Regions from separate parts of the Homo sapiens genome. Here regions 1 and 2 are each linked to region 3. A link is an interaction called in ENCODE POLR2A ChIA-PET data of the cell type or tissue named here. Cell type or tissue: OCI-LY7. All regions are shown on one strand. Region 1 has its middle 14 kb from the start of PRSS54. Region 2 has its middle 29 kb from the start of GINS3. Region 3 holds the start of LINC02137 (long intergenic non-protein coding RNA 2137).

Region 1 (4,000 bases), 110 kb after region 3:
AATCTTACCAAATATTACTAAAGTCATGTGAACTAAAAGGCATCTGAGCTAGCTGTTATTAGTCTGATAAACACTTATTTTAAGCCAACTGATTAGAGCTCTTTTTATAGTTTGGTAGTGAAATCTTACTTCCACATGACACATACAAGCATATAGACATAGCAGACATACAAAGGCAGATCCCATAAGATTTTTCATTTGCCTGTTTCCAAAATTATCTCCCTTACATTAGACTATTTAAAAAAAAAAATTATAGGAGCCAACAAAAGTTGAAAGAGAGAGTTCCCATCCCAGGCCTTCTCAAAAGAGAGAAAGAGCTGAGGCAGTGGAGTACGGCAGAAATTGAACTTATGAGATATCAATCTGAAGAATTTTCAAAAAGAAAAAGGTTATGGAATTTAAAAATTTAAAACTTCTTGCATTAAGAATAAGTCAATATTTTAAATAAAATCTTATTCTAACCAATCCTTTAGTTTTGTATTGGTGTATTTTTGATATCAAAGTCCAATTTCTAGAAAGACATATTTCCCAATTTTTTTTTTTTTGTGATGGAGTCTTGCTCTGTCACTCAGGCTGGAGCACAATGGCATGATCTCAGCTCACTGCAACCTCCGCCTCCAGGGTTCAAGTGATTCTCCTGCCTCAGCCTCCTGAGTAGTTGGGATTACAGGCGCCTGCCACCACGCCCAGCTAATTTTTGTATATTTAGTAGAGACGGAGTTTCACCAGGTTTTGCCAGGTTGGTCTCGAACTCCTGACCTCAGGTGATCCACCCACCTCAGCCTCCCAAAGTGCTGGGATTACAGGCATGAGCCACTACACCTGGCCATATATTTCCCTTTTAATTATAGCCAACTTAATCATAACATTTTAAAAATAAATTCCTTTTTGGCTAGGCATGTTGGCTCATGCCTGTAATCCCAACACTTTGGGAGGCCAAGGCAGGTGGATCACGAGGTCAGGAGATCCAGACCATCCTGGCTAACACGGTGAAACCCCGTCTTTACTAAAAAAAATACAAAAAAATTAGCTGGGCATGGTGGCAGGCGCCTGTAGTCCCAGCTACTCGGGAGGCTGAAGCAGGAGAATGGCATGAACCCAGGAGGCAGAGCTTACAGTAAACCAAGATCGCACCACTGCACTCCAGCCCAGGCAACAGAGTGAGACTCCATCTCAAAAAAAAAAAAAAAAAAAAAATTCCTTTTTTACTAACCTTATTACAACTTACACAATCATTCATAACATGCTTGGGCTTTCTGGTTTGTCCTAAACATCCCTCTTTCTTTTTCTTTTTTTTTTTTTTTTTTTGAGATGGAGTCTGGCTCTGTCACCCAGGCTGGAATGCAGTGACGCGATCTTGGCTCATTGCAACCTCCGCCTCCCGGGTTCAAGTGATTCTCATGTCTCATTCAAGTGATTCTCACACCTCAGCCTCCTGAGTAGCTGGGATTACAGGTGCCCACCACCAAGCCTGGCTAATTTTTGTATTTTTAGTAGACATGGGGTTTTGCCATGTTGGCCAGGCTGGTCTTGAACTTCTGACCTCAGTTGATCTGCCTGCCTCGGCCCTCCAAAGTGCTAGGATTACAGGCATGAGCCACTGTGCTTGGCCAACATCCCTCTTTTTTAAACAACCAGTCATTTTATTTTAAGACAAAAATTTGCAATATACAATTCTCTGTCATACAAAGTTATTTTTCTTTTAACCTTTCTTACCAAAAGTACCTATAAAGAAAGTAAACTATAAAGAAAGTTATAGATATAAAAAGATATAGATATAAAGTTATTTTTCTGGTTCTTTTCACCTTGTTTTATATATAACCTTTAAATGACCTTTGAATTAGACAGAAATTATTTACCTTTTAACAAGAGTATACTTTTTTTAGAAAAAGGTTTTCCTATAATCTTTTAAATTTGAAATTACTCAGAAATTTAATGAATATTTTTTAATATAACCTTAGATTCTATATTATATGACATTTGTTTACAAGCATTTATTCTATTACATTTACCTGATTACTTATTTTGTTTTTAATAGTTTACCTAGATTATTATGAAAACTGTGATAGTCATCATTTAAAGTTATTTTTCTCTTAACAACCTTTATGGCCTGTGAATTTCACTGTTTATCTAAGTAAAAAACTTAAGGTTAAATATATGGGCATTTTACCAATAACATAGGATTTAGTTGTTTTCATTGAACCAGTGATATTAGATGTCTTATTTATCAAAAATTACACAAGCAGGGCAGGTGCAGTGGCTCACACCTGTAATCCCAGCACTTTGGGAGCCTGAGGTGGGTGGGTCACCTGAGGTCAGGAGTTTGAGACCAGCCTGGCCAACATTGCAAAACCCTGTCTCTACTAAAAACACAACAATTATCCAGGTGTGGTGGCACGTGCCTGTAGTCCCAGCTACTCGGTAGGCCGAGGCAGGAGACGCTTGAACCTGGGAGGCTAAGGTTGCAGTGAGCCAAGATTGCACCACTGCCCTCTAGCCTGGGCAGCAGAGGGAGACTCTCTCTCAAAAAAAAAAAAAAAAAAATTACACAAGCAAAGAATCATTCTGTCATGGGCTGGTTTCATACTTTTCTAGCCCTTATGTCAAATTTTGACACAGTGTAGTGTTTAGCAGAGATAAGTATGAAACTGCTTAATAAATGCAAACAAAAAATGCTGACAATTCTTAAGACATTCCTAATATTACTTTACCAATAATTTCAAAGCTTCAAGGTCATAGGCAGATTCAAAGATTTTCTGATTGGCAATTGGTTGAAAGAGTTATTATCTAAAGACCTGGAATCAATAGGAAGGAATGTCTGGGTTATAATAGGGGTTGTAGAGACCAAGGTTTTATGCAGATGAAGCCTCCAGATAGCAGGCTTCAGAAAGAATAGATTGTAAATGTTTCTTATCAGACTTAAAGAGTCTGTTCTATCAGTCTTAAGGTCTGTGTTGATATCAGTACTGGTCAGCTGGGTCTGAATTCCAAGACAGAAAGGTATAATGAGGCCTGTCTGACTCCCTCTTCCCATCATGGCCTGAGCTAGTTTTTCAGGTTAACTTTGGAATGCCCTGTCCATTCAGATGGTTAGCAAGCTTAGAATTTTATTTTTGGTTTACATCCTTTACACTTGCATATGGATAATGGTACAACAATGTTTACTACAGGATTATTTGTTAATATTTTAGAAATTGGCAACAATGCAAATGTCCATGGGCAGGGGAATGAATCAATAAATTGAGGTGTGTTTATGGGATAGAATACTTGACAGCAATGAAAATGAATGGACTAAATCTTGAAATAATGATGAAAGAGCAAGCAGTAGGCCGGGCATGGTGGCTCACAACTGTAATCCCAGCACTTTGGGAGGCCGGGGCAGGCGAATCACTTGAAGTCAGGAGTTTGAGACCAGCCTGGCCAACATGGTGAAACCCCATCTCAACTAAAAATACAAAAAATTAGCCAGGCGTGGTGGCAGGCACCTGTAATCCCAGCTACTTGGGAGGCTGAGGCAGGAAAATTGCTTGAACCTGGGAGGCAGAGGTTGCAGTGAGCCGATTTGCCACTGCACTGCAGCCTGGGTGACAGAATGAGACTTCATCTCAAAAAAGAAAAAAGAAAAAAAAAAGAGCAAGCAGCAGAATGATATGTATGGTGTGAGCCCATTTAAAAAACACACACAATGCAGCATGTTGTTTATGGATACATGTAATTTGTAGTAAAAGTGTAAAAACAGCAGTGTTGTTGTTGTAGTGATGACCTTGGGGAGGGAGAAGGGAAAAAGGCTGCCTGTCTCGGCCATGCTAGAGACTTCACCTTCACCAATAATGTCAATTTCTTTCTTTTTTTTTGAAACGTTAGAGGAATTTATTATATTATATTATTTATTAGAATCTCCTTTTTTGTCCTTTTATTTTTTCTCAGCTTTATTGAGGTATAATTGACAAATGAAAAGTGTGTATATTTGGCCAGGCATGGTAGCTCACGCTTATAATCT
Region 2 (4,000 bases), 56 kb after region 3:
ATCTTTCTAATGTAATCTGAATAAATCTTAGGGTGCCCAATGCCCATCTGAGCTTGATGTGGCATTCAAAGAACTATACCCCAATGACCAAAGGTAATTAAAAATACTTTCAATTTTCACTTATATATCTGGAAAAACATCAAAAGAGGTCCTGTTCTTCATCCTAGACACTGCCTCCCCAAATCCTTTTTCTCAGTTATGCATTAATTTAAAGAACAAGGTAAATTTATATACACTGGCCTGAACAGCTAAAGTGATTGGTATACTCTTAAGTAAAAAAACACAAGTTGGCCGGGCGTGGTGGCTCATGCCTGTAATCCCAGCACTTTGGGAGGCTGAGGTGGGCGGATCATGAGGTCAGGAGTTTGAGACCAGCCTGGCCAATATGGTGAAACCCCATCTCTACTAAAAATACAAAAAAACTAGCCAGCTGTGATGGCATGCACCTGTAGTCCCAGCTACTCAGGAGGCTGAGGGAGGAGAATTGCTTGAACCCAGGAGGCAGAGGTTGCAGTGAGCTGAGATTGTGTCACTGCACTCCAGCCTGGGCAATAGAGGGAGACTCCATCTCAAAAAAAAAAAAAAAAAAAAAAAACCAACAACAAAAACACAAGTTGAAGACAAAGATGTATATCAAAATTCCATTTTTGTTTTCCAAAAAGTGCATGTGGGCCAAGCGTGGTGGCTCATGCCTGTAATCCCAGCACTTTGGGAGGCTGAGGCAGGCAGATCACTTGAGGTTAGGAGTTGCCAGACCAGCCTGGCCAACATGGTGAAACCCTGTCTCTACCAAAAACATAAAAATTAGCCAGGTGTGGTGGTGTGCGCCTGTATACCAGCTACTCGGGAGGCTGAGGCAGAAGAATCGCTTGAACCTGGGAGGCGGAGTTTGCAGTGAGCCGAGATTGTGCCACTGCACTCCAGCCTGGGCAACACAAGAAGACTCCATCTCAAAAAAAAAAAAAAAAAGTGTATGTGGAATCCGCCCCACCTGCTCACCACTGGGGGCCTGTGCACATTGTCCACTGGATGCCACCAGTGCCCCTGTGCATCACTGGGGAGACCTAAAGACAGCATGCCCCTCCTGCCACCAGCATCCATGCAGGGATTGACCCCTGCCACCTGCCACTGCTGATGTGCAACATCCAGGGTCCTGAGAAGAAGCCCACCCCACCTGTTGCTGCTGGTACTAGTGTGCATTGTCTGAGGCCTGGGGATAGATCTGCTCCACCCACCACTACCGGCGTATGCACACACCATCAGGGAACCTGAAGACAGGTATGTTCCACCTGCCACTGGCATCCACACATGTTGTCTGGCAGCTTGTGGATCGACCCACCCTGCCCACTCCACAGGTATCTGTGCATGCCATCTAGGGGCCTGAGGACAGGCCCACCCTTACCCACCACCACCACAACTGGCACCTGAGAACTGGCCTGCTGACTGTTTCTATTCCTAGCAAAGTCTCACCACAGCCTCTACTAACAACCATGGTCTAAGCCACTGAAGAACTCACAGACACCACTGATGCTGATTATAGTTTACAAAACCACATGGCAACTATACCACTGTGTCCACCCAGAATCACAGCCAAAGCACTCTACCCAACCAATGCTATAGTTAAATCTATAGGAAAAAGTCTTCCTATGACAGCCAATTCATAAAATTGGATGAAACAGCTATTACACCAGATGCATAGACATCAACATAAGGACATAAGAAACATGAAAAGGCAAGAAAACATGACCACTGCAAAGGAAAGCAATAACTCTCCAGTAATGGATCCCTCAAAAAAGGAAGTTTATGAAGTGCCTGAAAAAGAATTCAAGATAATGATATTAAAGAAACTCAGTGAGATATGAGAGGACACAGATAAACAATGCAAAGAAATCAGAAAAACAATTTATGATCTGAATTAGAAATTCAAAAAAGAGATAGATGTAATTTAAAAAAAGAGACAACAGAAATGCTGGGCTGAAGAATTTATTGAATAATTTAAAAAATACAATTGTAAAACTTCAACAATAGACAAGATCAAACATAAGACTTTCTGATTTCAAAGACAGCCCTTTTGAAATAACCCAACCAAGCAAAAAGAAATAAATAAATAAGAATAAAAAACAATGAAAAAAGCCTACATGATACATGGCACACCACAATGTGACCAAATATTTAATTTTTAGGAATTCCACAGGAAGAAAAGATAGGCAAAGTCATAGAAAGCCTATTTAACTAAATAAAAGCTGAAAATTTCCCAAGTCTTGCAAGACATATAGACATCTAGATATAGGAAGCTTAAAGATCACCAAATAGATACAACCCAAAAAGGGTTTCTCCAAGACATATTATTGTCAAACTGTCAAACGTCAAAGACAAAACGAGATTTCAAAAAACAGCAAGAGAAAAGCATCACATCACATATAAAGGAAATTCCTATTACACTAACAGTTGATTTCTCAGCAGAAACCTTACAGGCCAGGAGAGACTGGAATGATATATTCAAAGTGCTAAGAGAGGCAGAGATGGAGCAAGATGGTGAAATAGAAGGCTCCACTGATCGTCCTTCCCACAAGGACATCAATTTAACAACTACCTATATACAAGAAACAAAAAAAAAAAAACCTTCATAAGAACCAAAATCAGATGAGTGCTCATGGTACCTGATTTTAACTTTGTGTCACTGAGTGAGGCACTGAAGAGGTAGAAAAAAAATAGTCTTAAATCTCTGACACCACCTCTCCTTAACTCCTGGTAGTAGCAGCAATGTGGTGTGGTCAGTGTTACTATGTGCTGGGGGAGGGACAGCACAGCAATTGTAAGGCACTAAACTCAGTGCTGTCCTGTTATGGCAGAAAGGAAAGCCAGACCAAACTCGGCTGATGCCCACCCAGGGAGGGAGCATTTAAACCAGCCCTAGCCAGAAGGGAATAGCTGATCCCAGTGGTCAGAACTTGAGTTCCTACAAACCTCACCACTGTGGGCTAAAGTACTCAAGAGCTCTAAATAAAGTTGAAAGGCAGTCTAGGCCACAAGAACTGCAACTTTTAGGTAGTCCTAGTGCTAAACTTGGCCCACAACCAGTAGACTGGGTACAGGAGGGGGGCACACAACCTACTGACACACCAGCTGGGGCAGCTAAGGGGGTGCTGGCACCACCTTTCCCCTAGCCCCAGGCTACACAGCTCTCCAAAAGAGATCCTCCCTTCTGCCTGAGGAGAGGAGAGGGAAGAGCGGGGAGGATTTTCTCTTGCATCTATCTTGGATACCAGCTCAGCCATGAGAGGATAGGGCACCAGAGTTGGGAGGCCCCAATTCCAGGGCCTAGCTTCCAGATGATATTTCAAGATATACCCTGGGCCAAAAGGGAACCCACTGTCTTGAAGGGAAGGACCCAGTCATGGCAGCATTCATCACCTGCTAACTGAAGAGCCCTTGGGACTTGAGTAACCACTGTGATACCCACATACTATGTCAAGGGCCTTGGGTAAGACTTTGAGACTTGCTGGCTTCAAGTGAGACTCAGCACATTCCCATGGTGGCTATGGGGCAATACTTCTGCTTGAGAAAAGCAGAGGAAAAAATAAAGGGGACTTTGTCTTGCACTTTAAGTACCAGCTCAGCCACACTGGGTTGGAGCACCAAGCAGGTTCTTGGAGTCCCTGATTCCAGGACTTGGCTCTTGGACGACATTTCTGGACCTTTACTGGGCCAGAGAGAAGCCCACTGCCCTGAAGGGTGAGTCCCAGCCCAGGCAGTATTCACCACAAGCTGACTGAAGAGTGCTTGGGCCTTAAGGGAACATCAGCAGTAGTCTGGCCGTACTCCCCCACAGGCCTGTGGTAGTGGTGGCCATGGGATGAGGCTTCTCTGCTTTTGGAAAGGGGAGAGAAGAGTGGGAAGGGCTATGTCTTGTAGTTTGAGTGCCAGCTCAGCTGCAATGCAGTAGAACACCAGGTAGACTTCTAAGGTTTTTGACTCTAGTCCCTGGTTCCTGGACAGC
Region 3 (4,000 bases):
TTCAACATGGCTGGGGAGGCCTCAGGAAACTTACGATCATGGCAGAAGGAGAAGCAAATACATCCTTCTTCACATGGCAGCAGGAAAGAGAAGTGCCAAGCAAAAGGGGGAAAGCCCCTTATAAAACTATCAGATCTGTGAGAACTCACTCACTATCACGAGAACAGCACGGTGAAAACCGCCCCCATGATTAAATTACTTCCCACGGGGCCCCTCCCACCACACGTGGGGATTATGGGAACTACAATTCAAGATGAGACTTGGGTGGAGACATCGTCAAACTATATCACCATCCTTCTCCAGCCTGGAATGCCTACACTGTTCCCCATTTAAAGATTTGGCTTCCTGGCTCCCCTGCCTGGATGCTCCAGGCCTCTGTGTGTCCGGTGGCTCCACAGACTACCCAGAGGGCCCTTCTTACAGTGCAGCCACCCCTCTTGCCCCCATTATTTACCACCTCAGCCTGCTTGTCTTCTTCATGGTTCTATCCCTGTCTGAAATCCTCATTGTTACTTGTTTATTCCCGATCTCCCCCACTAGCCAGCATTACTCAAGGGCTTACCACGTGCAGGACACTGCTTTAAGCATTTTACATAGAACCCATTTAGTGCACCTCAAAATCCTACCAGGTGAGTATAATCATGGTTCCCGTTTTACAGATGAGGAAAGTGGGGCACTGAGCTAAGCACCGTACTCCCACGTCACGTGGCTCCAAAATGGCAAAGCTGGGGTTTGAACTTGGGGGCTCCCAGCCCAGAGCCTGGACCCCTAATTACTAAATGATCCTACCTGAAACTACAGATGCACTAAAAACGGACTTTTTTTTGAGACAGCGTCTTGCTCTGTCGCCCAGGCTGGAGTGCAGTGGCGCAATCTCGGCTCACTGCAACCTCTGCCTCCTGGGTTCAAGCCATTCTCATGCCTCAGCCTCCTGAGTAGTTGAGATTACAGGTGTGAGCCACCATGCCCACCTGATTTTTGTATTTTTAGTAGAGATAGGATTATGCCATGTTGGCCAGGCTGGTCTTGAACTCCTGACCTCAGGTGATCCACCCTCCTCCATCTCCCAAAGTGCTGGGATTACAGGCGTGAGCCACCACACCTGGCCAAAAAAACGGACATCTTACTTACTTTTTGAAGATTCAAATTATCTTGAGGGGCAGCCAGTGTCCTGCTCACTCCAGTGCTGGGGAGCAGGACCGCGGGCACCCCTACCCCTACCAAGCTTTTATTGCCTTTAGTGATTTGGGGCATGTGTCTTGACCTGTTTTTCCCTGGACCTAGGATAAACCAGGCTGTTGTTGACAGAGTTCTGGTTTTTGTTGAAGCTCTCAAAATATCGAATCCATAAGCTTGTTTTCCTTATTTAATTCTCACCAGGGTCTCATGGCATGGAGACCCCCCTAGCTAGCACCGATGGCACTGAAACTGTGGCAGTGCCTCTGGTTGCAAAAAATAGGGGATCAACGCCTATTTGGGTTCTATTTTTATTAAAACCCCATTAGCTTGTTTCTATCGGAGCAATTAAAGTGTCGAGGCCTGATGCTCTGCAGGGGCTGTGGAGGAGGCGCTTTCGTGAGAGCAACTGTTCTCAGGCGGAGAACTTTCTTTTCAAAAGGACCCCTGGGGCCTGAAGTCTCAGGCTTATTCTCAGCCCCAGGTGGGTTTTCTTAGTGGATAATTTGGTAACATCCTCTGCAGCTGGGCTTGAGTTAATGAGGTTGAAGATCACCTAATTTTCCCCCTTCCTTTTTTTTTCTTTCTTTGCCTGATTTTGTAACTCACAGTCTAAAGGCTTCCAACCTGTTCCAGCAAATGTTAATTCTGTTCACACCTTGCCAAGTGTGAAATTTCACCCAGCACAGCTGTGCAGACGCATTTCTGTTTCTACCCTGGCACCTTAAAATCAGCTAAACCCACCCAAGCTGGGCTCTGTCCTCATTCCACGCCGGGGTGGGCACAACCTGCTGGCTAGGGTGTGTCCCCATGACACGACTCTGTGCATCTTAACACGTCAGCACACTCTGGAACTTGACAGCTTGCAATTCGGAGGCCATGAATTCAGCACGTGTTAGGCTCCGTGCTCTGTGCTCTGGAGGACTCAGTAGGTCTGGGGTGGGCGCTGGAATCTGTAGTTCTAGCAAATTCACAGGTGGTGCTGATGCAGCTGGCCTGGGGACCACACCTTTGAGAACCACTGTGGTGGGTTTATTTATTTATTTTTTTTGAGACGGAGTCTTGGTCTGTCACCCAGGCTGGAGTGCAGTGGCATGATCTGGGCTCGCTGCAAACTCCACCTCCCGGGTTTAAGTGAGTCTCCTGCCTCAGCCTTCTGAGTAGCTGGGACTACAGGCCACACCACCATGCCTGGCTATTTTTTGTATTTTTAGTGGAGACGGGGTTTGCCATGTTGGCAAGGCTGGTCTCGAATTCCTGACCTCAAGTGATCCATCTTGGCCTCCCAAAGTGCAGGGGGATTACAGGCATGAGTCACTGCAGCCAGTTCCTGTTATGGACTTTTGCTTAAAAGTTACCTTCCCCGGAGGCCCTCCAGTCACACACAGCCTGACTTGGAAGGTGGCCCTGCCAAAGGCTCTCAAGGCAATGTGTATGGCCCGTCCTGGGCTCACACTTGTGATGATCTAATAATGTCCTCCCACTCCCTGACTGTCAGCTCCACCCCTACGGCCAGCTCTATCATATTCATGCCTCAAAAGATCTGCTCTCTGCCTCCTCCCCACTCCCTCATCTCCTGTCACTCTCATCCACACCTCTGCCACCCAGGCCTGCTTTTGTTTCTTAAAGCAGGCCAACCAAGCCACACACTTCTCACCTCCTCTCACTGCTTGGAATGATGACCTCCTCTGGGCTCTTCACCCAGCCAGCTCTGCATCTTTCCTCAGAGAGCCCCTCTTTGGACTCACTAAAGAAGGTCCCTGAAAGCCGGGCAAAGTGGCTCACACCTGTAATCCCAATCTTTGGGAGGCTGAGGTGGGATGATTGCTTGAAGCCAGGAGTTCTAGACCAGCCTGGGCAACATAGTGAGAACTCCGTCTCTATAAAAATTAAGAACAAGAAAAATTAGCCAGATGTGGTGGCACACACTTGTAGTACTAGCTACTTGGGAGGTTGAGGCGTGGAGATCGCTTGAGCCCAGGAGTTCAAAGCTGCAGTGAGCTAGGGTTGTGCCACTGCACTCAAGCCTGAGTGACAGAGCGAGACTCTGTCTTTATTTACACATGCCCTTTAATTCACCTCACAGATCTTATTGTAATCCCGTTTATAGTCCGCCTTGCCCTTTACAGTGTAAACTCCACAGGGCAGTGAGGGATGACCATTCCACTCCTGACTTCAGACCCTCACTGGAGGGGCGAATGAATGAGTGAATAAGTGGGATTAATTTCTGCTGTCAGTGAAATTCCCAGCAGAAGAAGCCAGAAAACAGCCAAGCCTGCCCTGCAGGGGACTGTTTGAACTGTGTAGCCTCTGCTTTCTCGGATTCCCCCTTCCTCCGGACCAACCATGAGCCACCCATCACCTGTTTTGAGCAAGGCAGTTGGGGGTGAGGCAGAGAGAAGGAGGCAAGGGAGTTTTTGCAACAGCCAGAGCTGCAGATTAGACACATGTAATCAATCCGGAGAGCCACACAGTGTTCTGCCAACTGAGATACCCAGATTAAACAGACCAAGGGCCCCTGAGGCAAAATGTCATGCAAAATAACTTTTCAAAAATAGCAGCTTGCAATCTCGAGAATGAGCACGGGTTGTCAATGACATGAGCAGTCTTTTGAAACAGAAGGAGGAGTCCTGTTTTTACTGCAGATAATGGTGATATGACATAGGCATAGGTTGGGCCAATTTTGCCAAAGGAGACACTTAGAAGGGATAGCGAGTCCTATAGAAATGGCGTTGGGAGGACCAGGACTGAAGCGAGAGACGCCTGATAGTGCGGTTGGAAGAGGGGATGGCGAGTCCTATAGAAACGGTGTTGGGAGGACCGG

The links. Peaks named below come from ENCODE experiments on the same cell type or tissue, not always from the same donor. Only the 100,000 strongest peaks of a DNase experiment are listed, where the experiment ranks them.
Region 1: POLR2A ChIA-PET joins it to region 3 with 5 read pairs; 3 of 35 experiments call an interaction of 5 or more read pairs at or near these places.
Region 2: POLR2A ChIA-PET joins it to region 3 with 5 read pairs; 3 of 35 experiments call an interaction of 5 or more read pairs at or near these places.

Annotation. Positions count from the first base shown.
Region 1 is chr16:58,306,718-58,310,717 of GRCh38, reverse strand. No RefSeq gene overlaps it. Among named protein-coding and RNA genes, the nearest start is that of PRSS54, 14 kb to the right of the region's middle. In OCI-LY7, no CTCF peak of the experiment used is centred here; no DNase peak of the experiment used is centred here.
Region 2 is chr16:58,361,401-58,365,400 of GRCh38, reverse strand. No RefSeq gene overlaps it. Among named protein-coding and RNA genes, the nearest start is that of GINS3, 29 kb to the left of the region's middle. In OCI-LY7, no CTCF peak of the experiment used is centred here; no DNase peak of the experiment used is centred here.
Region 3 is chr16:58,417,420-58,421,419 of GRCh38, reverse strand. It overlaps LINC02137 (long intergenic non-protein coding RNA 2137), which reads right to left and starts at 94. Exons shown (of 4, transcript NR_187253.1): 1 at 1-94. RefSeq lists an enhancer at 3,443-3,552. In OCI-LY7, no CTCF peak of the experiment used is centred here; DNase peaks (open chromatin) are centred at 169, 1,639, 2,029, 3,659 and 3 weaker places; H3K4me3 peaks cover 3,784 bases; H3K27ac peaks cover 4,000 bases.